Regions from separate parts of the Homo sapiens genome. Here region 2 is linked to region 1. A link is a loop called in an ENCODE intact Hi-C map of the cell type or tissue named here. Cell type or tissue: GM12878. All regions are shown on one strand. Links, peaks and the distances in the headings refer to the core of each region. The heading gives the core; the rest is flanking DNA. Region 1 overlaps BACH2 (BACH transcriptional regulator 2). Region 2 has its middle 110 kb from the start of MAP3K7.

Region 1 (16,167 bases), core at 8,244-10,743:
TATATTCTGTTGTTTCGGGGTGGAGATGTTTGTAAAGGTTTATCAGATCTGTTTGGTCCAGTGCTAAGTTTAGGTCCTGAATATCTTTGTTAATTTTTCACCTCAATGATCTGTCTAATACTGTCAGTGGAGTGTTGAAGTCTCCCACAACTATTGTGTGGGAATCTGTATCTCTTTGTAGGTCTCTAAGAACTTGCTTTATAAATCTGAGTGCTCCTGTGTTGAGTGCATTTATATTTAGGATATTAGGATGTTCTTGTTGAATTGAACATTTTACCATTATGTAATGCCCTTCCTTGTCTTTTTTGATCTTTGTTGGTTTGAAATCAGCTTTGTCTGAAATTAGGATTGTAACCCCTGCTTTTTTTCTGTTTTCCATTTGCTTGGTAGATTTTTCTCCATCCTTTTATTTTGAGCCTATGAGTGTCATTAAGTGTGAGATGGGTCTCTTGAAGACCACATACCATTGGGTCTTGCTTTTCTATCCAGCTTGCCACTCTGTGCCTTTTAAGTGGGGCATTTAGCTCGTTTACATTCAAGGTTAGTATTGTATGTATGAATTTGGTTATGTCATTGTGCTGTTAGCTGATTATTTTGTTGTCTTGTTTGTGTGGTTGCTTTGCAAGTAACACTGGTCTGTGTGTTTAAGTGTGTTTTTGTATTAGCTGATAGCAGTCTTTCCTTTCTATATTTTGTGCACCTTTCAAGATCTCTTGTAAGGCAGGTCTGGTGATAATGAAGTTCCTCAACCTTTGTTTATCTGAAAAGGATCTAATTTCTCCTTCACTTAGGAAGCTTAGTTTGGCTAGTTATGAAATTCTTGGTTGAAGACTTTTTTCTGTAAGAATGTTGAATATAGGCCGTGAATCTCTTCTGGCTTATAGGGTTTCAGCCTTAGAGGTTCACTGTTAGCCTGATGGGGATCCCTTTGTAGTTGACCTGCCCTTTCTCTCTAGTTGCCTTTAACATTCTTTCTTTCATTTCAACCTTGGAAAATCTGACAATTATGTGTCTTGGGGATGATCTTTTTGTGTACAATCTTGCAGGAGCCACTATATGATTCTCTCAAAAAAATAAATAAATAAATGACATACATTGCAGAAGATGGCCTGGAGAAGAAAAGGATTAACAACAGGGAGACCAGTTTGGGGAGAGACAAAGAGATCTTGGACTCTTATCTTGTTTGATCTGCAGAAAAATAGTCAAGAAGGTAACACTAATAGCCTGATAATGTTATCTATGACTTAAATTTGACATGGCAAAGTATGTACTAGTGACGGAGAATTACAAGTTGTAACACATCATTTCCCTTACCTTACATGTGTATATTTTGCAGTATGCAGAGAGCTTTCCTGCATGGTATCCTACCACCCATTGTCACTCACAGAAGCATCCATTCAGCAAATACTAATTAATCACCTGATGTGTTCCAAGTATTGTCTTAGATGGTAAGGATATGGCATAGCACAAGATTCAAGATTCCTACCCTTGTGGAAACTCACTTTCTGTTTTAGAAATACAGACAACAAACCAGCTGTCAAATTAGTGAACAATATCATTTCAGAGAACGATGAGAGCAATCAGGGTAATAAATGGAGCTATGTAATCCAGAGGAGGGCAGTGTATAGGAAGATGTGTATGGGCAGGTTGAGTAATGCCTAACACAGGAGATGAGACCTAAATGAGGAGAACCCTACCTGCTAAAACCTGGGGGAGGAGCCTTCCAGGCTGGAGCACACAGGATAGGTTTAAAGAGATCCACAGGTCAAGTGACTGGAGAAGGGGAAAGAAAAGGAGTACAGGCATGAATGAGAAAATAGGGGCAGCCAGGGCCTTGCAGGCTTGGGCCTGCACCTCAGATGCTATTCTATGAGCAATGGGACATCTGAAGTGGGAGTTTTAAGCAGGAGAGCGATGTGATCTGACATACATTTTTAAAAGATTATCTGGCTGCTCTGTGGAGAAGGGCTTCTACAGAGGCAAAAGTAAAAGCATAGAGACCATCAAGGAGGCTTTTTTGCAAGCCCGGGAGAGAGATGGTGGTGGCCTGGACAGAAGATGGCAAGCTAGTGCCACAGTTCTCAAAGTGTGGTCTGTGGGTTCCTGGGGGCCCGCAAGATCTTATCAGGGAATGCAAGGTTAAAACTATTTTCACAGTAATACCAAGATGCTGTCTGTCTTTTTCGCAGTATTGACGTGCACTGCTAGTGAAATGTAATGGTGGGGAAAACTGCTGGCACCTCAGCACGAAACAAGATAGTGGTACCAAACTGCTAGTTCTTCACCAGCACATGCTTACAATAGAACAGAATGCCAATTTCACTTCAGAATATCCTGTATGAAGCAGTAACAATTACTGTTTTTATTAAATCTCAACTCTTGAGTGATGTCTTTTTAATATTCTGTGTGACAAAATGGGAAGGACACATAAGCCCTTCTACCGTATACCAGAGTGTACTGGTTATCTCCAGGAAAAACCCGTGTGCAGTTGTTTGAGTCGCAAGCTGAACTGGCTGCTTTTTTCATGGAATGCCAATATGACTTAAAAGAACAACTAACAGACAAACTCTAGTTACTCCAATTTGGGTATTTGTTTGACAGATCTTTTATCAAAAATGAATGAAGTGCCCTGATACTTCAAGAAAAACAACTGACAGTATTTGTTGCCAATGACAAAATTTGAGCTTGAGACAAAAATTAGGATTTTGGAAAACACATAGCTGCTACTGTAGAGCTTGATAACTTCCCAATACATTAAGGACTTTTTCTGACGAGATTGATGGTGATATTAATGAATGTGGAGAATTTGGTATTGGATCATGAAATGTGAAACATTCAAAAGATCTCAAAGATCTCCGAACTTAGTGAACAAGTATTTCCAAATGACCAAATGGGTAATGTTATAAAATTATGCACAGGTGAAAAATCCATTCAAAGCGCAAGATAGACCAATAGATTTTAATATTAACAAAGTAAAAAAAGTTTATTGACAGATTTTCAGGTACCACATTTCAGACTCCACATTTAAAAGCTACCACTTGTTGATTTCTGGTGTAGAATCAGAGAATATCCACAGTTATCAAAAGATGATGAAAATACTTCACCCATTTCCAACTATGTATCTGTGTGAGCTAGATTTTCTTCATGTCCTTCCATCAAAACACCATAGAGCAACATATTGAAGGTAGTACCAGATATGAGAATCCAGCAGTCCTCTGTTAAGCCAGATACTAGAGAGATTTGCAAAAATGTAAAAGTGTTAATTCTCTCACTTATGTTTTGTAAAATGTATTAATTTTCATAAAATATGTGATTTGTGTTAATATACAATGTTTTATTGTATTTCAAATACAATGAATTCTATTTTTTTAAAGTTTTGTTTTAATTTCTAATATGGCACATATCAATAGCTATAACCCACATAATCAAGAACTCTTTGGAGATTTTATTAATTTTTAAGGTTGTAAAGGAGTCCTCAGACCAACATGTCTAAACACTGAGCTAATGAAAGTGGTTCATTTCAAGATGTATTATGGAGGCAGGGCAGATGGAAGTCTATATATTCTCTTTGATTCATCTTCAGATATTTGTCCCAAGCAGCTGTGATGAAAAAGACTGGAAAGAAGCAGGTTTGGAGGGAGGATGGAAACAATAATTGTTTTTTTGGCCATGTTATACTTGAGATGCATGTTGAATATACAAGTTCAGGTGCTGAGTAGGAAATTGGATATGGAAATTCAGGAAGAGGTCAGGGGCAACATATAATAAATTTGAGAGACTTCAGCATATAGGTGACAAAAACCACAGGCCTGGGAGTGAGTATAGTTAGAGGAAAGAGAAAGTCCGTGGATGGAGCTCCAAGATAACGCCAGCATTTAGATGGGGAGCAGAGGAGGAGGAGCAGAGGAGGACTCTGCAGAGGAGGGAGCCACAGGTGAAGCTGATGAGAAGCCAGGACAGTGTGGTGCCCCTGAAGCCACAAGAAGAAGTGGTTTCATGGAGGAAGTTGACGACTGAGTCAAGTGATGGTGAGAAGTCTTGTAAGATGAGAATAGAGAGTTGAGCATGGACTTGGCAAGACGGAGATCATCACTAACCTTCATAAAAGCAGTTTCTCTGGAGTGACAAAAAAAAATCTACAACAGGTTAAGGAAAGAAAGAGAAATGAGGAAATAATGGCAGCAAGTAAAGACAACTATTTTGAGGGTCTTCCTTCAGAACAGGGGCAGAGAAAGGGATTGGTTCTGGAGGAAGCGATGGCATCAAGAAGGGATTTAAGATATGCCAGTGGAAATGGTCCAGGAGAGAGAAATTGATGTCCCAGGGACAGTGAAGGTAAATTCAGAAACAGATTCTCTAAGTGAGAGAGAGGGGATGGGATCCAGAGCTCAAGAATAGTGATTGATTCCTGAGGAGGGGAAAGAGCAAACAGAAAGCCCAAGAATGGGGCAGGTCATCCCTCTGTCCTCAATAAAAAGGTTAACTGGGGAATAGCTAAAATTGAAGAAAGTTCCAGAGGATGTAAGACAAGAAGGGCGTAGATTCTGTATTTGGGTTGTTGGTTGGTTTTCACTATCTTAAGTCTAGAGCAATGATAGACATTCTCCACTGCCCCAACCATTTGGTTCTCTTCCTCTGGGCTGCAGTAAGCAAAGAGCCCACCTGATAACCAGCTTGTGAGGTAGCATCCTCTGTCTGATCTCAGGCTGATCTCAGGCTGTTTCCCAAGCTGGGAAGGAAGAAGGGAAGAATTAGACAGAAAGTGCTTTGTGATTTCTTTGGTAGTTCACTTTCAGTAGGAAGCCATGGAAGTGTAATGCAGCGTCCACTAATCTCTAACTAGATTCTTCTTGACCTCTCCTTATTATGTCAATTGGAAGAGGAGATGGCTCTGGAGTTAAAATGTCTCTTTTCGCCTTTTGAGACAATAGGGATTGACAGCTTGAGCAGGTAAGCTTAGTCAGGGCTGTATTCCATCCCAAGCACATGCTGTCCACCTTCCCAGGAGGGTATATTAAATATTATTATTACTAATGATAATTAATACCAATCATTCCCTTGAGATCTCAGGTTAGTGATACATAACTAAGTCTGTGTCATTTCAAGACATCTCCCAGGTGAGGGGGTGGTTTAAGAAACAAAAGGAAGTGAACTGTGTCTGGTTTCATTATGAGACTGGGACTTGTATCAGTCCTCACGCCCCATGGGCAAGACTCAGCGGAGAGCAAAAATCCTGAAATCTGTTTCATCATTTAACATCCTCTTGTCTTATATAGTTCTCAGTAGGAGAAATAAATAGATATGGTAAATATTTATTCAGAGTTTCCTCTTGGAATTTACCAAGCAGGATTTGACACAGCATACACACTGAGCCAATTCCTAAAGGGTATTGTTTACTGAGTTAGTTTTCACCCTGACTGCCCACTGCTTTGTAAGCCTTGTACAGTTCCATGATAAAAAGAAATTCCCTTGAGCACAGTTCTCTTTCATGTGCTCCTTTGCCACCGAGTGAATAGACAGAAGAAAGAAGAAGAAAACAAGGGACGAGACCCAAGTGAGTTGACATTTAGTAATAGGAATAAGTGCCAAGACCTGCAGTTGTATCCCACACCCCCACTAAAAAAAAAAAAAAAAAAATCACAAATAGAGAATGTGGGAAATAAAACACAATAGCAATATGTGAAGACTCCTTGGGGGTTTCATTTCTGTAAGCTCAATCCTAGCCAGAGATGTGATGTAGCTGCCCAAAGCATTAATGAAATCATGGTCTGCATTGTAGGACTAAGAAGGTGAAAGATAGTTCTATGTACTCTTCAGTAATAAAATTGTGCTTTATTTGAGATCACATTTGATAGATATATTGGCAAATGTATTGTTGGCTATAACATGGGGTGTTTTTTTTGTTTTGTTTTGTTTTTTTGTTTTTTTTTGAGACAGAGTCTTGCTCTGTCTCCAGGCTGGAATGTAGTGGCACGATCTCAGCTCACTGCAACCTCCGCTTCCTGGATTCAAGCAATTCTCCTGCCTCAGTCCCCCAAGTAGCTGGGACTACAGGCGCACGCCACCACACCCAGCTAATTTTTGTATTTTTAGTAGAGACGGGGTTTCATGATGTTGGCCAGGATGGTCTTGATCTCTTGACCTCGTGATCCACCCGCCTCGGCCTCCCAAAGTGCTGGGATTATGGGAGTGAGCCACCACACCCGGCCTATAATGTGATTTTAAATTGAAATGATGATTTTTAAATTTAGAACTTAAATATTTTTAAAGGACAGTGGCCCAAGACAGTGATAGAGAACCTGAAACCATGTCAAATAACATTTGAAGGAACTAGAAACAACTATCCAGCGAGAAGACTTGAGGAAAGAGAGGAGGCGGAGCCACCACTTACTCCCTACCATGTATGTAGGTGTTATCCTTCCTCTGGTTGCCCTGTAGGGCAAACCAGTGTTTTTAGGCTACAAGGAGGCAGATTGGCCTGAGAGAGAACTGTGTAATGATGTATGCAGTGATGTGGTACATAATAATTTTCCAAAATTGACTTGGCAGTACCTTTCTTCTCATTAGAGGTATTTAATCAGCGCCACCCACTTGGTGGTCAAGACTTTGATGACACATTGAACTAGCTGATCCCCAAAATGCCTGTCACCTCATAATAGCACAGTCATTCATTGCTTAACGATAGGATGCATTCTGAGAAGTACGTCATTAGGCAGTCTCATCATTGTGCAAACATCATAGAGTGTACCTAATGCAAACCTAGATGGTATAGCCTACTGCACAGCTAGGCTGTATGGTATAGTCTACTGCTCCTAGGCCACAAACCTGTACAGCATATTACTCTACAAAATACTATAAGCAGTTGTAATACAGTGGGAGGTATTTGTGTATCTAAACATAGAAAAGGTACAGTAAAAATATGATGTTAGAATCTATGGGACCACCATTATATATGCAGTCTATTATCAACTGAAATGTCATTATTCAGCACATTACTTTATTTACTTCATGGAAAGTGTAAGTTTGCTTTTCATTAACCATCTACTTGATTAAAATAATGAGCTATGAAGGCCAAATAAAAAGAGGTGGCCACTTTTCCAGAGCTACTTTTGGTACCTGAGGATAATTTTATGGAATAAATATCTTTGAATTGTTCTAGCTTTTTTGAAACTTCAGCTTTAAAATATGAAAAGGCCCTTTCTTAGCAGTCCTTGTCTCAAAGAGAAAAAGAAAAATGTATTGAATGCAGACTGAGGTCAGCAAACCCCTCTGCCCTGTTTCCTTCTTCCCTCTTCTGAAGCTCAGTTGCTTTAGAAAGGAGCTTTGGAGAGAACAGGAAACAAAGTTGATGCAAGAGGCTCACTAACTCTAAGAAAACTGTTGGTGCAATCTGTAGTTGTAATGTGGGATAAGTCTTAAATAATTACTTTGAAGCTTAGAACCCCAAATTTTAAAATTTAAGGTCTAAAAATTCAGTCTTTTAAAGCAGATTTTGGTGACTAAAACCAGGAAAATGGCCCCATCCTTCACTTTTCTTCTTGTTCATTTGGTTAGCAGTAGAATTGCCACCCCCATAAACAGATAAAAGTACTGAAAAACAGGAAGCAACATCAAATAGTTTTAAATTACTTTGGGAAACTCCTGAAAGTGGGTGTAATATGTGTGGGCCTTTAAAAAAGAATCATATTTATGCATTTGATATACAGCTACTTAATTATGTCTTACAGTTCAGCCTAATGTTCATTGGTATTTTTATTTTCCTGCCTATGTTTTGGTCCTTACTTGCCGTGTATAACTACTGCTGGTTTGTCTCCCACTGGTACACCAAGTTGTTCAACTAGCTGCTGATAAACACATTACAAAGTATGTATGGAATAAAGAAACCACAAGAGATGAAAGTGTTAGGTAATTATTTTTTGTAAAAATTATGGTTTGCTTAGTTGGCCTGTAGCAAGACCCTGATGTATTTGGCTGCAGCCAAACAGAGAAATATTTGGCTAAGCTGTCTTCAGCACAGTGTTCCCAAAACAAGTGAAGGAAACCTTTGTTGTGTGAGCACCTTGATATTCTGGAAATGCCTTGCAGCCACCTCCACTTTATCATCCAGAGGGTCAGTGAATGCAACATGGGGCTTGTGTAATGCATAACTGCACATCTGCAATCTGAAGCCTTCCCAGCCCTGATCCACATGGCTCTGGACAGGTCTGGCTGTAATATTTGTAGGGCTCCAGACAAAGGCACAATTGAAGCTCATATGCTGTATGCTTAAATATTAAAATTTATGAATCAGGCTAACAAACTGGTTGTATAAAATACATTCTGTCCTTCTGCCTTGATGTAATGACCTTTCGGAAGGCCAGATTTAAATTTAGAATTATCGGTCTCCTTAGAGTTCCAAATGGGAACATGGTAGTATGGGGGAAACCAGCATACACCTACCTGCTTCCTTCTTTCCTGCTCCTTCTCCTCCCACTCCCCCAGTCCCCCATCCTACAGGGGTCTTGAAACATGCACATGGACACCCCAGCCCACATGTCCAAGATACATGCATATCTCTGTAAATAGCTGCCCTTGGCCATTCTCTCACCCTTCAGGTGGTGTAGCCCACCAAAGGGAGGAAGGACCGAGGGAAAGGGCATACACTGACCCTGGGAGCTCACTTGGAACCATTTGGGTGGGAAATTCTGGAAGAGTTTAAGGGAGAGATCATAAGGCAAGATGGGGAACAATGCCTCCCTGGCCTAACTGAAGGAGAACAGAGTCCTTCCTTGCCTGGGTCTAGGGGCTGTGCTGTCTGTGGGCATTTAAATAAAATCTGCAGCATCTCCCATTTTTTCATGACAGCAGTTCTTTCTCTTCACACAGAAACCGCTCCTGCCTCAACTCCAAGGGCCAGAGCGAGTTGGCACACCCTCCAAGAGGAGCACCTCGCTTCTGGGCACAGCAGGAGCAGCCTCACTGTTGAGGTTTCAGTAAAGTATTTTGCCTGAAGTCCTCTTGTTGGTTCAGCCTCTCCTTCAAGCTTTGTTCCTGTTCCCTCTGAACACCCCACCTCTCCACACACACCTAGATCTCTAACTTGAGACCTGGACAAAGAAACTGCTCTTTTGGGGGATACATCACTCAGCCCTAATATTTGCCTTCTCCAGAATCAGTGATCTCAATAAAATTGTGAAGGATTGTAACATCTTTTTGGAAATAATATCAGGGGACCCTTGATACCTGCGGATTTTATTTGGTGCTGATTAAGGGTCAGTATGTCCCTGTGATGCATTTGGCCCCCTCTTTGCCACTTTGTCGGTCACTGACCAGGCCACTTCACTTCTCTACACTTCATTGTCTGCATCTACAAAAAGTGAACAATAATTCATGCCTGTTTCTATTTCAAATGGATGTTTTCAGGACAAATTTGTAAATACATATATGAAGAACAATCAAAATATCCAGTCAGTCCTTTTTCCAGTAGAACTTCATTTAACTCTCCAAGAGCTTTTGTATATTACCAAGAAATAGGATTCAGACTTCCCTAAGTTGACAGAAAAGCATGAAATCTGTTTCTAACAGATGTTCCCCATGATCCCCCAAACGTAAACATGTTTTCAAGATGATAGTGAGACAACCTGTTTACACAAGGAAGTACTTTAAAAAGCAAACAAAAAAGCATCACCCAGAGCAGTCATCGTGATCAAAGTGCCGTCAATTATTAGGGCGTAAAGGGAACTGATGACTCAACTTAGCACCACCGCGGTCTCCAGATTTCAGTTTCGTAACAGAGTTTCTTTTCAGGAATATTCTTCATTTACACACAAATCCGATTTTCTTTCTAAATTGTTTCTCGATTTTTGTCAAACCGAAATACCAGGATCTCTTCAAAAGATGACTCCGATAACCAGATAATGCTGAGATGAGCATCACACGGACACACTTCGCCATGGAGAGCAGGGTTGCTACTCCCTGGGATCTTGGTGCCTGGGAGGAGGGACAAGGTCTTCCACACAGCAGCTCCTGGCTCTCTCTGCTCCCACACCTCCCCAATTAGTCAGATGCAGCATAGAAACTCTCAGACTGCATGGTGGTAGAAAATAACTTTCTAAATCAATCAAAGTGTGATATTTTGATCCTTTCACATGCCTGGGTATTCTGGGCAAATGCATGCTCAAATCAGTGACTCATGGATCAAGATGCAAAGTAGGTCTCTGAATGCTGGCTAGAAATCAGTTTTTGAACCTGAAGCAAAATATAGTCTGGTAAAAAAAAAAAAAAAAAAAAAATATATATATATATATATATATATGTATTGTGTCAAATTTAGCAGTTTTTGTGCAAGGTAACTACCACTGCCCCTCAAAGTATTGTATATTAGGAGTCAGCCCTGAGTTGGAAAGAAGAAGTAGGTTAGCAGAGGTGTCTACATAAAAGCCCATAAGAAGTCCTAACTGAATGGAAGGTCCTTTTATTTTTATTATTATTATTATTATTATTATTATTATTATTATTATTATTATTATTTGAAATGGAGTTTCGCTCTTGTTGCCCAGGCCAGAGTGCAATGGCGCAATCTCGGCTCACTGTAACCTCTGCCTCCTCGGTTCAAGTGATTCTCCTGCCTCGTCCTCCCGAGTAGCTGGGATTACAGGCACCCGCCATCATGCCCAGCTAATTGTTTGTATTTTTAGTAGAGACAGGGTTTCACCATGTTGGCCAGGCTGGTCTTGAACTCCTGACCTCAAGTGATCCACCAGCCTTGGCCTCCCAAAGTGCTGGGATTACAGGCATGAGTCACCACGCCCAGCCCAGGAGGGCACTTTTTGAAAGGTTCATTCAAAACTCCTTTAGAATGTGGTTTTTCATTGAAACAAACCCTTTAGATTCCCTTTGAGAATGGCGAGGCCAGACCCTGTGGCATCCTCAATGAATGATACCCCTTTAAACAGACTTTAGGGATAGGCTGGAAACCTGACCTCTTTTTATAATACCACTTCTATGGAAAATAGATTCGTGTCTCACCATGTATCCTGGAGTCCCAGGAACTTTTCAAATCATTATATGGGCTGTCAGCAGCAGTAGGAATGCCACCAAGACCATAACCCAAAAGCAGGATCATTACCCAATGCCACAGGAAGGGGACAAATAATAGTATGAGCTCCTTATATTTATAGTGAAGTTTTAAGTCATGGGTTTTTGTGCCAGGATATTCCTGTGATTCAGAATACTTAAAAATACTTGACTGCAATTCATTAGAAGAAAAAATAAACCACACACGAAAAAACCTATTAGAATGAATAATAAGATCATCAGTTTTGCAGGATGAAAGTTCAGTCTACAAAAATCAATTTCTGTACCCTAGCAAGAAAAATGAAATTACAAAAACAATTCCATTTACATAGCATCAAAAATAATTAAATATTCAGGAATAAATTTAAGAAAAGAAGTGCAAGACTTGAACACTGAAAATTACAGAATACTATAGAAAGAAATTAAGGAAACATAAATAAATGGAAAGACATCCAATGTTCATAGATCAGAAGACTTGTTAAGATGGCAAAACTATCCAAACCTATATAGTCAACACAATCCCTATCAAAATTGCAGCATTTTTGCAGAAATTGACAGGCTGATTTTAAAATTCATATGGAAATGCAAGGGACCCAGAATAGCTAAAACAATCTTGCAAAAGAGGAACAAAATTGGAGGACTCACACTTCCTTTTTTCAAAACATCCTATAAGATAGTGTAGTCTTGAATACAGTACACGTATGCTCAAAGTTTTCAACAAGGGTTCCAGAACAATTTGATGAGGAAAGAACAGTCTTTTCAACATATAGTGCCAGGACAACAGGATATTCACACACAGAAGAATGAACTTGGACTTATACCTTACACCATATACAAAAATTAACTCAAAATGGATCACAAAAATAAATGCAAGCAAAAATTCTAAAACTCTTAGAAGAAAATATAGGGATACATTTTTGTGACCTTGCGTTAGGCAGTGGATTCTTAGATATAACACCACAAGTACAAAAGACAAAAGAAAAATTAGATAAATGGGACTTCATAAAATTAAAAACTTCATGCTTAAAGGAAACCATTAAGAAAGTGAAAAGATGGTCCACAGATGGGAGAAAATACTTACAAATCATGTATCTGACAAAGGATGTGTATCCAGAATATATAAAGAATTCTTACAGCTCAATGCTCAAAAGACAACCCAGACAAGTAATGGACAACTAAAATATGCATTTCTCAGAAAAAGATATACAAATGGCCAGTAAGTGAATGAAAAGATGTTCAGCATCATTGGTCATTAGGGAAATGCAAATCAAAATTATAGTGAGTTACCACTTTACCCCCACTAGGATGGTTAAAGTCTAAAAGACAGTAATAAGTGTTGGTGAGGATGTGGAGAAATTGGAACCCTTATACATTGCTGGTGGGATTGTCCTGCTACAGCCATTTTGGAAAACAGTTCCTCAAAATGTTAAATACAGAGTTACCATTTGTCCCAGTATATTAGTTAGGGTTCTGCAGAGAATAGAACCAATAGAGGGTGTGTGTGTGTGTGTGTGTGTCTGTGTGTGTGTGTGTGTGTGTGTGTCTGTGTGTGTGTGTGTAGAGAGAGAGAGGAAAGGGACAGATTTATTTTAAAGAATTGGCTTACATGATTGAGGAGACTAGCAAGTTCAAAATTTGCAGGGTAGGCCAGCAGGCTGTAGACCCAGAGAAGCATCGATGTTGCAGTTAGAGTCCAAAGGGAGTCTGCTGTCAGTATTCCTTCTTCCTGGGAGAGGTCAGCCTTTTTTCTTAAGGCCTTCAACTGATTGGATGAGGCCCACCTCATGAAGAGTAATCTGCTTTATTCAAAGACTACTGATGTAAATGTTAATCTCATCTAAAAAACACCTTTGTAACGACACCCAAACATGTTTGACCACAAGTCTTGGTATGGTGACTTAGCCAAATTAACACATAAAATTAACCATCCTACCTAGCGATTTCACTTCCAGGTATATATCCAAGTAAATTGAAAACATGTCCAAATATGTCTAACCATACAAAAATGTTCTTGGCAGCATTATTCATAATAGCTAAAATGTGGAAACAATCCAAATATCCATCAACTGATATAAATGGATAAACAGGATGTGGTAGATGAATATAATTGATTATTATGCAGCCATAAAAAGGGATGAAATATTGACATTTGCTACATCAAGTGTGAACCCTGAAAATATGGTAAAGTGAAAGAAGCTAGACACAAAAGGCCTCATAATAGATGATTCCATTTATACAAAATGTGTAGAATAGGAAAATCCACAGAGACAGAAAGTAGATTGGTGGTTGCCAAGGGTTGAAGGGGAAAGGAAATGAAGAGTAACTACTATGGGTGTAGGTTTTCTTTTTTGGATGATGGAAATGTTCTGATATTAGATAGTGGTGATGGTCGCACAACTCTGTGAATATACTAAAAAACATTGAATTGTATATTTTAAAGGTGTGAATTGTATGATATGCTGATTATATCTCAATAAACCTGTTAAAAAATGCCTAAGCCTCCAAACGTAAGTGGTCCTGGCCACCTAATAGAAAGCAGCAGGAGTTGCTTCTAAAATATAGAATGTATGCTGAATCCCATATGTGAAGAGTTAGAAGGGAATGAAATGATCATCACCATTTACTAGATACCTTCTGTGTTTCAGAAGCTGTGAACATATCAGCTCTCTTAGTCTTCCTTAAAAAACAAAAACAAAAAACATAGCCAGTTTTAAGGGCACACACCTGTAGTCCCAGCTACTCAGGAGGCTGAGGCCGGAGGATCGCTTGAGCCCAAGAGTTCGAGGATGCAGTGAGCTATGATCACGCCACTGTACTCCAGCCTGGGTGACAGAGCAAGACCCTGTCTAAAAAAAATAAAACAAAAGCATATGTTGGCTTTAATCTTCCTTGTTTGTTCACATCAGGAAACTGAGCCTTTGTTCAAATTGCTTGGCCAAAGTCAGCTATGTTGGGACTAGACCTGGGTCTCTCTGACTTTAGGCTTATTCCTAATTCACTGCCCCACACTTCTCCTGGAGGAGAAACCCTGTCCCGAACTGAACAGAGAGTGGCACGACCTGCCACTTAGAGAGGTGGGCAAAGTCTTCCCAAGAACAAAGGTATGAAGGCTGAAGTATGCTTTTGGAGAAAAAACAAAGGAATTAAGTGCAAACGGGAGGCCGTTGCTTTTATGATAAAGAAAAAAAAAACAGGTTTAATTTTTAAAACAAAAGTTCCACAAGGACCACAAGGAAAGTGACAGGAAGACAGAAGGGACCACAGGATCCAAGATTGCCAATTGAAAAGCAAAACCTAACACTGGGGTAGAGCCAGCATGTCATGGACCAGTAAGAGAAATGAACGTTCCCAGAGTAGCCAGCTGAATTGGGGAGAGGCCTAGCCGTGTTGACAGTCAGTTGGACCAGAAGCCACGTAGGGGTGTTCCGGAAGCTGAAACAAGTCGTTTCTCATCCAGAGACAAAAGTGGCCCCAGAAGAAGTTACCCTGGATGCTCCATGGATCAGGATCCAGTACAGGGGCTTGTAGACAAAGAGAAGTACTGGAGTTCTTTTACAAGAGATTTTAACCTGAGGTTTATGGATTCTTAGGGGGCCTACATCGTCTTCAAAGGGTCCTTGAGCTCTTGCTATCATGTGGAAATGTTTTGTGTCTATGCGTCTGGTTCTGGGGAGAGAGTCTTCAGGTTTTTAAAGAATCTATGTCAGGAAGAAGATATTTAAAAGTTATTTAAATGTTTCTCTTAAAGCGCTAGGCTAATTTTCTGGCTGTGTGATAGATTGTGTTAAATGGTCTGGCACTCCTAATTTTTGGAATAAAAATGAATTCTTAGTGAATGATCTCACAGCCTGCAGTGCTGTCTGATTCTGTCCTGGCATTTGATAGAACTTGTTAGGGGATTAGGTAAGACAGGATGTTGGTACATTTGAGGTCATTAAACCAAGAAGGGAAGGGTGGGGGTTGCGGGGGGGGCAAAGAAATCTTGCTAAATATATTGTGGAGCTGAACTAAATGCTGAATAGCTAAGGGACATTCTTTGTGTTCTGTGCCAAGACTTTAAAACCCTGTTTAGAAACAGACTAGAATGATGGAGACAGCTCCATCTAGATGCAGTGCATTGGTAAATGCCTGTCTTTCCAAGAAATACTATTTTACTTGTCCTTTTATGGAGGAGGCGTGGAAGGCTGTGATGTACTGGGTTGTATAACATTTTTGTAAGCGGATACAGCTAGTATAGAACCTAGAGAAACAATAAAAGCCGCCTTTTCACATGGTGTCTCACAGTTCCCGTTTCATTACTAGGAAAATAATGAATATGTCACAGAGAAGCTAATTCGTATGAAAGGTTTTTGTCAGCTGAAATGCATGCCCAAAAGTTTATTTTCTACCTGTCTTTTCTTTCTACTTCTTTTTTGTTTCCTTCACTCTTGTTTTGGATGTATAGTTTTAGAAAATACTCACTTTAAAAATGTATTGGATGGATAGTGGTGAAGGCTGTACAACGAAACAAATGTACTTGGTGCCACTGAACCGTATACTTAAAAATGATTAAAGTGGTAAATTGTACGTTTTGGATATTTTACCATAATTTTTAAAAAGTATATCGGCTAATACAGAAGGAAAACCCACTTACCCTTTGAGGCAAGAATTCCAAGTATCTTTATGTGGTAAATGCCACACCCTTTCCCACACGTGGTATGAATATGTAAGTCGTAGGGCAAAGTGTGTATGGGGTAGAAGTGCTCATTTAAGCATTGCATGGTCCCCACTCTGCCACTCACTGGCTATGGGACCTGGGACCCTATATCCCAAAGCAGATGTTAAGCCCTCCACAAATGCTGCCTTCTTCCTCCTCGGTCCATTACTCACATGTTGGTTTTTCAACAGTACAGTGAGACAGTGGGACTCAGTGATCTCCAAGGTCCCTTTCAGCTCTGCTGATCCATAGTTTAAACTCACTATTTTTAAAAAAAATCTATAGAACACTATGAAAATTCTCGTGGACAGATGTAGTCCACGGGCTTCCCATGTGGACACACAGCAGCTTTTGCTGCTTCTGACTTTCTCTCTCCTCTGTTCCACATTCTTTCTCTTCCCCAGCCTGCCAAGAGT
Region 2 (16,167 bases), core at 6,045-8,544, 370 kb before region 1:
CCCCTGAGCACTGCTATTGGGAACAAGCAAGAGGAAAACGCGAGCTACATCTGGCTCTGCAGGAAGCTGTGTCTTCACAAGAAGTCGGCTGACTTCTTTTCTCCCCACAGAGGTTGCATGCTGCTTATTTGGCATATCTCAACCACCATGTATCTCCTCAAGGAGCTAATTGAACCATTAAACTATTCTTTGCTGGCTCACAAAACCACATAGGCTGTGACTACATCATCTTCAAATAAGGACAGTAGGTGGATCCATCAATTGTTTAAATACAGTAAATCTTGGAGGGAAAAACACATACACCTAGTAAACCTGAGGTAGTGGTGGTTACCCCAAATCCAGTACCATAATTGCTATAGAAGAGGTGCCAAATGAGGGAACAATCATAAAGACAGTAACTAACACCAGTACAGGCCTCTCTGCTTTACACATAACTGTCTCAAACATTACCTCACTGGATCGCCTTAGCAATCCTGACAAGTTCTTATTATATAGTCCCATTTTACAGATGAAGGTGCTGATGTTAAGTGAGGAGCCCAGAATCAAAGGGCACTGGAGAGTAGACCAAGGTCTTTGGAGTTCCTGTCCTATGCTCCTTTGCGCTCACACACCACACTGGAGAAGTTTAAAATTCCCTAACAGTAGGTTTACAGACTATTGACCCTTAGGATCTTGAACCTATCACTTCAACACAACACCCAAATTTTGTGTATCAAGACCTTGGCACATTTTGGGGTAGAGCTGGTGTAACTGTTGCTATGTCAAGGAGAAAAGCACCCACAGAGAACAGGCCCATGTAAGCGTTGTTTGATATTCTTGGGGCAGTTGATTCAAGGGAAAAACCCACATTCCGAAACCAAAGGGTCTCCATAGATAAAGACTACTTCCCTGAAATTCAGAAATTAAAAAGAAATGCAAAGAACGTGTGCTTAGAAGCCAGAGAACATGGGGCCAGGGAAGCAGCATGTTAGAAAGAGGAGAACAAGTGGCTCCACATTTCAACCTCCCAGCCATTTACTGAGAGGTACACTTGGGGAATTAACTTCCATTTTTTTTCCTAGAGAAAACAGAAGGTTTAAGCCACTTCCTCCAAGTTATATTGGGAGTTGTCACTCAAAGGAGCCTTCGAACTCCTAGGCTGGTGCTCTTCACTCTATTTTGACTCTCACAAACTTTTCAGTGCTTTGTGGGGGGAATGATGAAATTAAATTAGGAAATTAGCATGCCAAGTTTTCAATAAAATATTCATCTTACTAAATTTTCATGAGGAAGATGCTAGTGCTTAGTGATTGACTGCACAGCTCGGACTACGGGATCCAGGACCCTTCCCAAAGCGAGCCGTACTTTTTTAAACCACTAGATGGCAGTACAAGCACAGCCTTCCAAGGACCCCTTAACGTTGCCTGCTCACAGCAGTGACGGGAGAGTTTTCCTACCCAGGCAGGGTGAGTCACCGCACAGCTCCAGGGTGTGGTGTCACTGTCAGTGTGTTTGGTAATCTGGAGTTTTCTCTGTGCTCTCCAGCCTCACCAGAGGCTGTGTAGTTTTGCTGGGGAGATACCTACTATGGGATCTTGAATATAGTCAATGAGAGAAGAGCTTAACTGGACTCCCCACTGTTTAAATACCAAGTCATTTCCATCCTTATGAATAAGCAGGGCCACTCGGATCCAGAAGGCGACACTCCAGATCTCCTCAACTACAGAAGCAACTCCCCAGGCTGCAAACACTCCAATCCCTTCCGCGTTGTGACCACCTGTAGAGTACGAGCTGTTAAAACGAAACCAGAGACTCAGAGGTAGGGATTTACTGGCAGCAAATTTCTTCCAAAACATGATGTTTAGCACGCATCTCAAAGCATCTTTTAGGATCATCCAGCCTGCTTGCCTCTAGAAAGGAGCACCCTGCACCAATGTTATTAATATTAGTTAATGCACATTGAACACACAGTAAGTGCTACATTATATACTTTATGTAGATTACCTCATTTAATCTCACAATGGCTATGAGAGGTAGGTGTTACGAATGGCCCTATTTTCAAACAAGAAGGCTGAATATTAGAAAGGTGAAGTGACTTGCCCAAGCCCCAGAATTTGAAATCAGGGCTCTCTAATTGAAAGTTAGAATTTGACTCGTGATATTAGTGTTTAGCACATTGTTTAACAGGGCATAGCATCTCACTTCTCCCATCTCTGCCACAGAAGGTTGCACACCCATGTTCTGGTTCAGAATTCTTTGGTGAGGTCAAGCAAGATGGCAGGAGGGAGAGCCTGAGCTGACCCTCCCTACCAGCCTGGGACCTGAATGCAGTTCCTACAGGCCTGGTTCAGCGGAGGTTCAGCTCAACAGCCCCATCCCTAGGGCCAAGGAGGCTTAGCAATCATCAGTTTTGTTCCTGACAAACAGAAGGCTGAGATGGCCCAGATGAAGCGGGGGGAGGGGTGGCTCAGCAACACACCCAGTACATATGCAGCGATTCCTGTGTGCTTGCCTCATCTTAGTGAGTGTCCTAGTCCATTTCGGCTGCTATAACAAAATACCTGAGACTGGGTAATTTATAAAGAAAAGGAATTTATTTCTCCCAGTTCTGGAGGTTAGGAAGTCCAAGATCAAGGTGCTGGCAGGTTCAGTGTCTGATGAAGGCTCATTCCTTCCTCATAGATGAGGCCATCTAGGTGTTGTCACCTGGTGGAAGAGCAACAGAGGAGTCTAAGCTGGCTCCTTCCAACCCTCTTACAAGGCACTAAACCCTTCATGAGGGTGGAGCCCTCACTACTTAAACACTTCCCAAAGGCCCCACCTCTTAAGACAATGCAGTGCAGATTAAGTTTCAACACATGAATTTGGGGGACATTCAGACTATAGCATGAGTTTTATCAAATGTCAACCCCTGTTTCTTCTTTGTGTCTCTGGATTGAAACTTTACTTAGCTCTTAGATTCATTTTGAAGATAACATAGTGCAAGATCGATTATCTTAATTCCACTCATGGAAACACAACCTGGAATTATAAATCTTCCTCTAGGTTTATTTCCCAAATGCTTGTTCATGATGATTCTTTCACTGGTCTGCATCAAAATGAGCACAAAAGAACAATGTGGTAAGTTTTTCATAAAGCTACTTTGAGATTTACAAGATAATTTCTTGTTTTGAGATTCTGTCCTTCCTATTTCTTCATGACTAAAATGTTTCTCTTAGGGAGGAATGGAAGTTGATTTATATCTAATGATGTCCCCTGGCAAGATAAAAACTTGGCAAGCCAATGGCTCTCTCCTGTTTTCGTTTTCTTTTTCTTTTTTTAAGGCAGGGTGTCATTTCGTTGCCCAAGCTGGAATGCCCAGAGTCTTGTTTTGTTGCCCACGCAGTGTGATCACGGCTCACTGCAGCCACAACCTCCAGGCTCAATCAATCCTCCCACCTCAGCCTCCCAAGAAGCTGGGCCTACAGGTGTGTGCCACCACACCTGGCTAATTTTTTCTTTTTTGTAGAGATGGGGTCTCACTATGACTGGTCTCGAATTGTACTCAAGCAATTATTCCACTTTAACCTCCCAAAGTGCTGGTATTACAGGCACTGGGCCTTCTTTTCCTTTTTAAAAAATTTTACAGATCAGAATCTGGGAATCGCAGCTCTGGGCAGTATTCAAACTTCGTTCACCTGAGCACCTAAGAGGTGTTTTATATACTGTCATCTAGTGGTCATCCTAGCTCACCCTCGCCAACTCTTCCCTTTGAGAACACAAATGGTAGGACTATGGAGCCCCGACGTGTGTGTGTGTGTGTGTGTGTGTGTGTGTGTGTGTGTGTGTGTACATTAAGATGCTGACAGCAGAGATGTGTTAGCGTAAAAAAATGCAGGTTTTGAAGATTGCGTAGAAATATTCAGAGTGAACAAACCTCTGGCACCAGACTCATGTGGGCCGAATTGAAAGCAGGTGCGTGGGATTAGCACTCTATTTTTTCCAACACACCTAGAGGGCAGTAGCACAGAGACATTCATGCTCAGGAGTGTTATCAGCTAATAGGACATGAAAAGTTCTAGAGGAAAAGCCTTCAAAACTGCAACCAAATATGTTCACAATTGAACAACAGAAAATACCCCTTCAAACGCTCAGAAGACCCGTCAACCTTTCAAAAATGGGTAAGTATATATTTCTTCAAGAGCCTGGCACCCTAGAGGCAGGAGGGGGGTGGTGCGGGTTTGCAAGTGTCAGGCAGTCCTTGCCTTTTGAGTATCCTCCATGTACACATGGCCTGTCCACTAGTGCTCCCACGTCCACCTCTGTCCTGCCCTCCAAGGCTGCTGCAGTCTCTGCAGCTGTCTCCCCTCGGTCTCCCATTGACATCCTCCTCCCAGCCAGCCGCTCCCCGTCCAGACAAAGGGGACTCCATTTCTCACTGTTAACTTTTTTTTTTTAGGTGGAGTCTCGTTCTGTCGCCCAGGCTGGTGTGCAGTGGCGTGATCTCAGCTCACTGCAACCTCTGCCTCCCAGCTTCAAGCAATTCTCCTGCCTCAGCCTCCTGAGTAGCTGGGATTACAGGCACCTGCCACCACACCCAGCTAATTTTTGTATTTTTAGTAAAGATAGGGTTTTGCCCCGTTGGCCAGGCTTGTCTTGAACTCCTGGCCTCAAGTGATCCAACCACCTCAGCCTCCCAAAGTGCTGGGATTACAGGCGTGAGCCACCACCCCCAGCCCACTTCTGACTGTTTAATAACAAAGCAGAGAGATGGCAAAAAGCCCCAAGGCTGGGGTATACAGGAAACTGGTGGTTGGCTCTTTAGAAGGCCTGCATGTGGACAGCCCTTCTGAAACCCAGAAGACCACATATAAAAGGAATTTCAACCATGTGGTGTTCTGTAATTCACCTGAGTCATCTTCAATTGAAACACAGAGAAGCAGTTTTTGGACCTTGGTGCACAAGCAGGCAGCATATAACTTGCTAGCAGTTATGTTCTGAAATGCCAAGTGTATTGCTACTATTTGAAATTTGAAACACATTCACACTTAAAACCAGTGAATGACAGTGCTTAGGTTCCCAGGCTAGCTCAGGAAATCCCTTTAAGCTTTTCTGTATTTCTGAACTTTGGTTCTGACCTCCTTCCAGCCACCTGAGCTTTCCCTATGCTGGGCAGAGGGTGGGGATGAGGAGGTTCTGCAGAAACTTAATTGTTAATTCTTTTAATGATTCTCCAGTACAGACCCTTAGCACATCAGAAAAAAAAAAAAAAACAGAAGTAAATAAATCTAAATATCATTAATCACATTTGCCAAGGGGATGTGTTCAAAGAATTCTTAGAGAAGGCAGCAGCCAACCGGTACAGAAAGAAATTCCAAGAGTGCAAACAGAATTGTTATGACGCCCTGGCTCTCCTGGGCTTCTGGACACCAGGATTTACTTTTACTTGTTTCAGTTTTCTCCTTGACTGTCTGCCAGTCAGACTGTATGCTCCAGGACAGCTCTGCACCCCTATGGGTGTGGCTCATAGTAGGTACACAATAAGCATCTAATGTACCGAACTGCCAAAACCAGACATAATCTATTCCTTTCATTCATTCTATTTACATTAATCAAGTGCCTACTATGAAGAAGGTTTGTGCCAAGTACTAGGATCAACAGTGAGCAAGGCAGATCAAGTCCATGCTTTCATAGCTTGTCTAGGCTGAATATTGAGTCCTCCAAAGATGTTTATATCTCAATCCCCAGAACCTCTGAATATGTTAGCTTACATGGCAAAAGGGATTTTGCAAGTGTGATTGGGTTAAGGATCTTGAGATGAGACAATTATCCTGGATTATCCAGGCAGGCCTGATGTAATCACAAAGATTCTTCTGAGAGGGAGGCAGGAATATGGGTTAGAGAGCTGAGGACCACGATCCAAGGAATACAGGCAGCCTGTAGCCCCTGGGAAAGGCCAGGACACAGATTCTCCTCTGGAGCCTCCAGAAGGAACACAGCCCTGCTAACACCTTGATTTTGACCCAGTAAAACTGATCTTGGAATTCCAACTTCCAGAACCGTAAGATAGTGAATTTGTGTGAACCATAAGATAGTGAATTTGTGTGTACTTAAAGTCACTGTGTTTATGGTAACTTGTTACGACAGCAATACGAAATGAATACAAGCTGAATGTAGCTTTAGTTTATGAAACATCTTGCCTCATGTTTAACAGACATTTAAAAAGTCCCTATACAATGTGATAATGGAAGAAATATAGAGTGCCATTAGCTCATTCACCTTATTATGGCTTCGCAGACTGGCTTAATAATTTATTCTTCTCTTTGCCAATCAGAGTACCTACCTATCTGAGGCTATACCTTCCTTGGGTAGCAGGAATCCTATTTGTAGCTTCCAGTGCCAGGGCCTGAGGCTGCAAATACTTATGGAAGTCATTGGGTAATGAATCCTTCACCATCGTGACAGTTTGTACTTAGGAGGAATGTTGTTCCTTAATTTTCAGTCAAGTTCAACTTGGTTTTCCAGTCATGGCACCTTTAAGAAATAGAGGGGAGCTCTTATTTGCATCCCCTTTTTCCAAAGGGGAAACTGAGGCAGCAATCTCAAGTTTCCTTCACCACCCAGTAGCAAGAATATGAGCTCAGCTCTTTGACACCTAAAACAAGGGTGTTCCTCTGGCCTCTACTTATTGTTTCCCAAGGTAATAAGGAGGCAAGAGAAAAGGATTACACTTATAGGAGGAAGGAGATTATCAGGGTACCAGAGGGAGAGGAGAGGAATTTAGGGGAAAAAAACTAATACGAAATAAGAGAGACCTCCGTTTTAAAACTTAAAACCTGGGGGAAAATTTGACAACTGGATGCATTTCATTTTGAAACTTACTTAACCCTAAAAGTCAAAATGAAACTCCAGGGGTGCAAACCCACAACAATCAAAATAAAAACAAGTTTTTACAAGCCTGCTGCAAAGCTAAATATAGATTTTCAGCTAGACCTACTCACCTCCAAGTTCATGACTTTGAACGATTTCAAACGTTATTTCAAAAAAGAATGTCAAACAAAAGAAAAGTAGTTTTATGTAGGAGGTGGAGGACAGGCTGTATAAATATGTGGGAGGTGGATCTCCAAACCGTCGTGATGTTTTCAAATACCATTTGTGGTCACTACACTGGTAATATTTTCTAACTGTGGTCAAAACAAGCTGACTAAAGGTTCATGTATTTGCTGCAGAAGGAAATGTTACTGTCATGTGCCACTGCCTTAGTGCACAGGTGCCTTCTGTCATCTCCTTTATGACCTGGTTTGCTGGTGCATTTGGATGGAACTCTCTTCATTCTGATATGATAAAAAGCAAAATTAAAATTGGAAACCAGGCTGTGCGCGGTGGCTCACACCTGTAATCCCAGCACTTTGGGAGGCTGAGACGGGCAGATCACCTGAGGTCAGGAGTTCGAGTCCAGTCTGGCCAATATGGTGAAACCCTGTCTCTACTAAAAGTACACACACACACACACACACACACACACACACACACACACAAAGAAGCTCAGTGTGGTATCAGGTGCCTGTAATCCCAGCTACTTACTCGGGAGGCTGAGGCAGGAGAACTGCTTGAACCTAGGAGGTGATGGTTGCAGTGAGCCGAGATCACACCACTGCACTCCAGCCTAGGTGACAGAGGAAGACTCCATCTCTAAAATAAAATAAAATAAAAAGGAAACCGAAGTCCTCTGACTTCAGCTGGGAACACTAGGGCCCTTTCCTTTTTCTACTCATCCCACAGCACCTCTGGGCTGAGCAGAAGGAAGAGGGAGGGTTCAGGACTGACAAAGATGAAGGCGTCTCTAAAACACCCTGTGCCCTTGTGCAATCTGTTCAGAATCACCCATGGCCTGAGGGTTACCCGGAACAATGGCCTCAGGTTCCTCGCCTTGTAGGGAGGGCTTTGAACCAGGGCATTTGAACTGCTGAGCAATTTCTTATTAAGGCATGAACAGAGTCAGCTGGGGTTTTAGGCTTTTATTTGTGGTGGGCTGTTTTCCTGCCACGGTTGTTGTGGTTTACCGTCTACCTGAGTGTTCAAAACTGCTTTGCAAAATCCAGTGACTTTGTTTCAGATCAGGCACCTCTCCTGTGCCTGCCCGGCCTTGGTTCCCCGTGATACGCCATTGTCCCATCTCTCGGGCCTCTGTGAGTTACCATCAGGAGAATCAGCTGGTGAACAAGCACTGGCATTCTCAGACCTTCAGCATAATGTGTGTTTCCAGGAATGACAATTTGGGGAAATCTAAGCTGGATCTCCAGACTGCTGTGCAAAAGATAATTTCACAAATTGGGCAACAAAAGCCAATCATCAAACCATGCAGTGCAAAAAGGAATTTTTTGTTTGCTTGTTTGGAGACAAGGTCTCACTTTGTCACCCAGGCTGAAGTGCAGCCCCAGCCTCCCAGGCTCAGGTGATCCTCCCACCTCCACCTCTCAACTAACTGGGACTACAGGGGTGAGCCAACACACCCAGCTAATTTTTGTATTTTTTGTAGAAATAGGGGTCTCCTTATGTTGCCCAGGCTGGTCTCAAACTCCTGGGCTCAACTGATCCTCCTGCCTCAGCCTCCTACAGTACTGGGATTATAAGCACGAGCCACCGTGCCTTGCCAAGAATTGTTAAATTAAAAGGCTTAACATTTTGCAAACCACTCCTAGAGATTTATGCTAAGGAAATGATCATAAATATGTAAAAAACATTGTATAGTCACAAGAGTGCCCACTAGGAGCTTGTCTATAATAACAAAAATGGAAAAAAAAAAACTCCTAAATAATCAATAGGCTATTGGTCAAATAAATGATGTTAACTGTATTATTGCCATAGTCAATAACTAGCATTTATTGAATGCTTACTATGTGCTAGGTGTTATTAATTGCTTTATGTGTATTATTATCACATTTAATCCTTAAAATACCCTGGGGAAATTACACTTAGAGTGTAAAGTACTCAGAGAAGTAAAGTTCCTTGTCCATGGACACAAAGCCAGGGTAGCAAGATAAACAACGGCTCCCCTCCCCCAAATCCATATCCACCCACAACCCAGAATGTGACCTTATTTGGAAATGGGGGTCTTTCCAGATATAACTTGTTAAAGATCTTGAGATGAAATCGCCCTAGATTTAGGGTGGGCCCTAAACTCAATGACTGGTGTCCTTATGTGACAAAGGAAAGAGCGACTAGAGAAACACAGAGACACAGGGTAGAAGTCCATGTGAAGATGGAAGAGAAATTGGAGTCACGTGCTTCCAAGCCAAGGAATGTAAAAGGTTGCCAGCAGTCATCGGAAGCCAGGAGACAGGCAGGGGACAGACTCACTCTCAGACGCTCCAATAAGAACCAACTCTGCCAGCACTTGGATCTTACACTTCTGGCCTCCTGAACTATGAGATTAAATTTCTGTTGTTTTAAGCCACCTGGTTTGTGGTAACTTGTTAGGGGAGCCACAGGAAACGAACACAGCTAGTGAGTGGTACACTCAGGATCTGAACCCAGAGTGACTCCAGAACCAGAGCTCTTCCACCCCACTATGCTGCCTCTAACAGCAGGGCTCAAGATTGCATGTACAATATCACATTTGTATAAGAAATGTGAATATATGCATGGAAAAGAAGTGGAAGAATAGACAGCAAAATGTTTATTTCTGGGTGGTGAGATTCCAGATGGATTTTAATTACCTTCTTTTGCTTATCTCCTTTTTCTTTTTTCAGCACTGAAGTGCAATACTTTTTATCGTGAGATACACTGAAGTATGTACGAGTAAAGCAGCATCGTGCTATAACTTACTTTGAAATCATTCAGACACAAAACTAATAATGTAGATACACATGGAGAGAAAATGATAGAGCAAATGGGGAAATCAACTGTTGGAGAACCTGGGTACAGAGCATGTGGGAATTCTTTGTATTATTTTTGCAGCTTTTCAGGAATTCTGAAATGAGTTCAAAATTTTAAAGTTACCAAATTTTTTTTTTTAATTTTGAGAGTCTTAACATGAAAGGAGTCCACAATTGAAACAGAAATGACTTTATAAACATAAATACCAAGAGGACTGCCAAGAATTAGAAAAGTTTGAGGGACAAAAGAGAATATTTGTGTTATAGCAAAAATAACTTTCAAAGGAAAAAAAAATGCAGAGCATAAGAGAGAGACAAGGAAAGAGGTAACAGAACAAAACAATGCCCAAACGAAGTCCCTCGCTGTTGAATGACACAAAAGGCTGTGCAGCCTCGCTCAGCTCTCAAATATCATTCTTTGCACATACTTAAGACCCTATAACATAGGGTGAGGCCTGGACAAGAAGTCAGAAGATGAGGGTTCGCCTGACCTGCAGGAAGGGAAGAGAGGCCAAGATGATCTTTACAGTGTTTTCAAACTCTGACAGCAGCTTTAAGTCACTGGTTACTCATCCCCCCAGAGGGTGGTCATCAATAATTCTACAGGTGACATTTAAAAATAATATAGATAGAGACAAGCCAGAAGAAGGTTTTGTGGTCGTTAGAAAATGTTAAAGTATTAACAAGCTACTCGATATTTTTATTTTAGTAGGACAGAGATTCTAATTATGTGCCAATTTTAAAGCTCACTTCCAACCAACATGTCTCGTTTACCATCTGGGCAAATACAGGGAACAGTATGTCCATAATTTGGACTTATCTAAAAGGGGAAAAAGTCACATTACTAAATGGCATTATTTCAGATGGCCCATTTCTCTATCACGGATTTCTATAAAAATCTGTGGCCATTACAAAAACTAACCTAATGTTATTGGCATCATTTGACTTGTGTACAAGATATTGTGCAATGGAGCTAGTTCTCATCCATTTGAAGGAACTGCTTGTTCCTTTCATTCCAAGTTGGTAAGGGCCAGGGCTGGGGCTAATGGGCCTTGGGAGTAGTCCCACTCTCACTCTCAAACAGCAGAGATAAATATATGGTTTGGCAAAAGCAGACTGAATATATTATGTGCACTTAGTTGAGTCAAAGAACAATAGGTCCATTTTTATTCTACTCCCAAGTTGTTTCACGTTCAGCATTCCTTCATCACAAAGGTTTGCTAATTGTTCCAATTTGCAGTGCCAAGTAATTTGTGCCTGGTAATTCCATAAACGTTGGCATTTCTGGGTTCCTACAAAGCAATCCTACTTCACAATGCCTCCAAGTAGCCATTTGTAGGGAAATGGTCCCCCAAAGAGCACAGGTAGCGTCCGCATCCTGTCCTGTCATCACGTGTGAGTATTCTGTGTGTCCCTGGAGATACGGCAAGTAGCACAATGATGTATCGGCTGCACAGGATGCCACCCACAGACCCTCCAAATAGAATGACCAGCCAGGGGAAGGGTGTCTGGGCGGGAGGTTTGTTGTGTGTATATGTATTTTTTCCTGATGTATTTAAAACTGGTTTGAAGTACAAATGGGAAGATTTCTTTTTAGCCTGACTTCTTATGGAAAGAAAAGCGGTGTCTTGTTAAGATTCCAGGCCACCAGCCCCAAACCCACTTCAAGCTCTTTTGAACCCTTTTCTTCTGGTTTTATTAACACTTTCTGCTTGGAGCCATCATCATGAGGTACAAAGAGTTTCCCTTTAAGCCACCAACCCTTCTTTTCAAAGTAAAATCTCCTCCCAAAGCCTGTAGTGGTCATGGCATTTTGGATTTTTGTTCTTATTATGTGTGTTACAGCAAAAGCACTTACAAACTTATGCATAATGCACGACCTACTGATCATAATGAACTCTGGGTCTAAGAGCAGTTTTTAAATCATTTAGGTCAGCCAACCTTAACAGATAAATATCTGTGGACCTGGTGACATGATTAAGATGCCTTCATCCAGCTTGGGCCACTAGACCCATAGTCCTGCAGAGAAAGGACTGAAGCCATTTACTGATAAGCTTTTAGTGGATCTGATGATAAAGTTAAAACCTTGCTTCTGGGAATACACTGGAAACAGTGTTATCTTGTCAAAAATTACTAGTGTTTTCATGATTTTGGTTGAGACTGTGTTTTCATATTTGAACTCAGGGCACTTAGCCTACATACATTCTCTGGTCTGTGTTCCTCTAGTCCACTTATAAGGGAGGGAAGAACAAAGTTGTTGCATTTCTTTCTATACTTCCAGGACACAAGGATTACATACATTGTGTCTGATGAATTCCATTTTGTCCTAGAGTCAGAAAAATGGTTTTCTCTGAAGGTTTACACACTGAGTTCATTACGCTTGGGGCAAAGGTATCCTTTATAGCATTGGACCCCAACCTTTTTGGCACCAGGGACCAGTTTCATGGAAGATGATTTTTCCACATATGGGGTATGGGGAAGGAGATGGTTCCCAGATGAAAATCATCAACTTCAAATCATCAGGCATTAGATTCTCATAAGGAGTGTACAGCCTAGAGCCCTTGTATGCACAGTTCACAGTAGTGTTCTCACTCCTATGAGAAATGAATGCTGGTGCTGATCTGGCAGGAGGCAGTGCTCAGGAGGTAATGCTCACCCGCCACTCACCGCCATTACGGCCCGGGGTTGGGGACCCCTGTCGTACAGGGTTACTTATCTCTGAGACAGTGATTCTTGAACCTGCAGTCAGTGCAATGGTCACCAAGCTAGCAAAAGCGCCTTGGTTCTAGGGAGATGACTCACAAACTCCAGTGTGCATAAGAATCACCCATCAGTGATAGAAGTAGTAAGAGTGTGGGCTCTGGATGGGGGTGGTGACTCATGCCTGTAATCCCAGAACATTGGGAGGCCAAGGTGGGAAGATCACTTGAGCCCACGATTTCAAGACCAGCCTGGACAACAAGTAAGACCCCATCTCTACAAAAAATTAAAAAAATTAAAATGTGGGCCCTAGAGCCCCTACCCCAGGTATTGGTTCTGTAGGCTGGGGGAGATTTGAATGTTTAACAAACACTCTGGGTAATTCTAATGCACATAGTTTGCAATGAGAAACACTGTTCTGCAAATTCTGATGGAGAATATTTAGACATGTGCTTTATGGTTTTCAGATTTTCCCTTCAAAATTGTATTATTTCAAATATTTTTCTTAATAAGAAACATTTAGGACATGAAAAGATAACCAACACCATTAGTCATTACAGTTATGAAATTGAATTGAATTATGCAATAGAAAACAGCAATAAAATACTACTACACACTCATTAGAATGGCTGTAATCAAAAAGACTGACAATACCAAACATAGAGGATGTGGAGGAACAGGAACTCTCACATATTACTGATGGGAATGTAAATGATAAAACCACTTTGGAAAGCAGTTTGGCAGTTTCTTAGAAAGTTAAGCATACACTTACATATTACCCAGTAATTGTACTCCTAGCTGTGTACCCACAAGAAATGAAAACATGTCTACACAAAAACTTGTACATAAATGTTCATATGAGCATTATTCATAATCGCTCTAAACTGAAAACAACCCAAATGTCCATCTACTGGTGAATGGATGTACAAAATGGGATATATCCACACAATGAAATATTATTCAGCATTGAAAGAATGAACTACCAATACATGGTACAACATGGATGAACCGCAAAAACATTATGCAAAATGAAATAAGCCTGACACAAAAGACTGTAGATCATATGATTCCATTTAGATAAAATTTCTAGAAAATACAAATCTATAGAACTAGAAAGCACATCAGTAGTTGCTTGGGGCTAAGAGGAAGGATCGACTGTGAATGGCAAAAGGGAACATTTTGGCGAGATGAGATGTTCTAAAACTGGATTGGGGGAATGTAGAACTCTAAAAAGTTACCCCCCAAAATCATTAAACTATACAGCTACAGGGATGAATTTTAAGGTATGTAAATTACACCTCAAAAAAGGGGTTTGAAAAAAGAGGACTCCCCCGAATGGCAATTGAGTGGTAGATGAGTGAGTGAATCACACAATTAAAAAATATTTCAAAGTATTTAGGAGACAGTGTTCAAAGATACATATATCTCTATATGACTAGGTAGTGCTTTCTGCATTTTGTTATCAGCTATGGTCGAATGTCAGTCTCGTTCGTAGGTGGCTCTTTTTCTTTTCAACTCACTCTGAGTCACAGTTTCAGCCCCAGCCTTCACTAACTTATCCACAACTTGCAAGCAGCTTTTGTCAATTTTAATTACCAGGAGGCTCTTCCCCTTTAGGCTAACTAAGAGGCTATTAGGTCCTTTCAGCTTCTGTAACAGCCAGAAAGGACAGTCCACCATTACCTCTGACTCATCTGCTTTCTTTTCCATGTGGCAGGAGAAGAAAAAAAGAGTTTTCAGTCACATTACATGTCTCAGTGTCAGCAATTCAATTGTTCCCTTAGCAACCATCGCTTTTACCGCTGGCTTTCTGAGACACACTGCCTTCTCAAAGAGCTGAGAGTCACAAAATATCTTGGTGCATGCCAGAAGCTGTTTTCTAAAAAGGCCAGTATGTCTTCTAGAGAAAATCCTTTTTAAAACAATGTTCAAACACAGCATACCATTTTTAGACAAGGGTGATAATGGGGACAACGCTGAGGAGATGATACTTCTTAGGGTCATTTGGCTTCCACTGAGATAAGGGGTGTGTGCAGTCACAGACTCCCTGCTCCCATCCCTGCCGGTGGATGTGATGGGTCACAGGGAACTCAAGAGTGGAGTGGAGGGAGAATGACTCTGGGCAGAAGCAATGCAGTGACTTTCCTGCCCATGGAGGGATCGATGGAGACACTGCTTTTGCGTATGAAGCATCCAAATTTACCATTTTCTTATCTGACTCATGGGAATATACTGCCCCTCCTATATTTCTACAGCCAGGTGACAACTAAGAACAAGGGATAGCTCAAAAGTGTGGTTTCCTTTATTATTCCATCCATGATTTATTTTCCAAGAGGACCTTGTGATGGTTAATACTGAGTGTCAACTTGATTGAAGGATGCAAAGCATTGTTCCTGGGTGTGTCTGTGAGCGTGCTGCCAGAGGAGATTAACATGTGAGTCAGTGACTGGAAGAGGCAGACCCACCCTCAATCTGGTGGGCACCATCTAATCAGCTGCCAGCTCAGCTAGAATAAAGTTGGCAAGAGAAGATGGAAGGGCAGACTTGCTGAGTCTTCCATCCTTCACCTTTCTCTCATGCTGGATGTTTCCTGCCCTGAAACATCGGACTCCAGGTTCTTCAGCTTTTGGACTCTTGGACTTACACCAGTGCTTTGCCAGGGGCTCTCGGGCCTTTGGCCACAGACTGAAGGCTGCACTGTCAACTTCCCTACTTTTGAGGTTTTGGGACTTGGACTGATCCACCACTGGCTTCCTTGCTCCTCAACTTGTAGATGGCCTATTGTGAGACTTCACCTTGTGACCGTGGGAGTCAATACTCCTTAATAAACTCCCTTTCATATATACATCTATCCTATTAGTTCTGCCCCTCTAGAGAACCCTGACTAATACCTGTCCTGTAATTAAAAAACAAAAAACAAATATTATCTGTTTACCACTATTTGAAAAGCAAGGACATCTCAGAATACAGAGATCATGTGAAGGTTCTCCAGAAAATATTTCTCAAACACTTTGAACAGGATGTGGAGTCTGTGATAATTCTATTTCACAGGCCCATCTCTAGGAATAAAATATCTTACTAACAACTTGATAGTTTTTTTTTTTTAATTAGTAAGAATAGAGAGGTATTTTAGCACTATTTAAGGGTACCTGTACTTCAAACAATTGATACCAAATCTCTTTAATGAAACTCTGCTAAATATTAATTCTTAAGTACTAGGAATTGGGTAGATTAATTACAAGATTCTGGTACCTGCCTTATTTTTATTTTTTACAACTTGTACTTCTACTTTTCTTTTAAATCAGTTATGTCAGGTCTTCTTTGAGAAGTGCAAATTAAGGAGATTTCCCTATATATAAATATTTCAAAACTGTTAACCCAGTATCTATTGACCCAGTGGGCTTTCAGAAAAGGGAGGAAATCCTCTGCTGTATTTTATAACCTGCAGGAGACTCCTGGCTGGTAACAGTGTGCCCCTGCTGCGGTGTTGCCAAGAATCCCAGCTTTGGGGTATGCATGTCTCCAAATCAAGATGTTTGGAAAGATTGCTTTTCAGGCCTATCCACTTCCTTAGGTTTTCCCAAAATAATACTAAGTTACCAAGAATGAAAAACCCAAACCACAAGATAAA

What was found. Hi-C counts contacts between places; a loop is a spot of excess contacts. Peaks named below come from ENCODE experiments on the same cell type or tissue, not always from the same donor. Only the 100,000 strongest peaks of a DNase experiment are listed, where the experiment ranks them.
Region 2: it touches region 1 in a loop (3-fold over the local background); 20 of 110 quality-filtered maps call a loop at or near these places.

Annotation. Positions count from the first base shown.
Region 1 is chr6:90,097,134-90,113,300 of GRCh38, reverse strand. All of the region lies in intron 4 of BACH2 (BACH transcriptional regulator 2), which reads left to right. Among named protein-coding and RNA genes, the nearest start is that of BACH2, 190 kb to the left of the region's middle. In GM12878, for the core only: no CTCF peak of the experiment used is centred there; DNase peaks (open chromatin) are centred at 9,710 and 10,060.
Region 2 is chr6:90,464,705-90,480,871 of GRCh38, reverse strand. No RefSeq gene overlaps it. Among named protein-coding and RNA genes, the nearest start is that of MAP3K7, 110 kb to the left of the region's middle. RefSeq lists a silencer at 1,275-1,384. In GM12878, for the core only: no CTCF peak of the experiment used is centred there; a DNase peak (open chromatin) is centred at 7,061.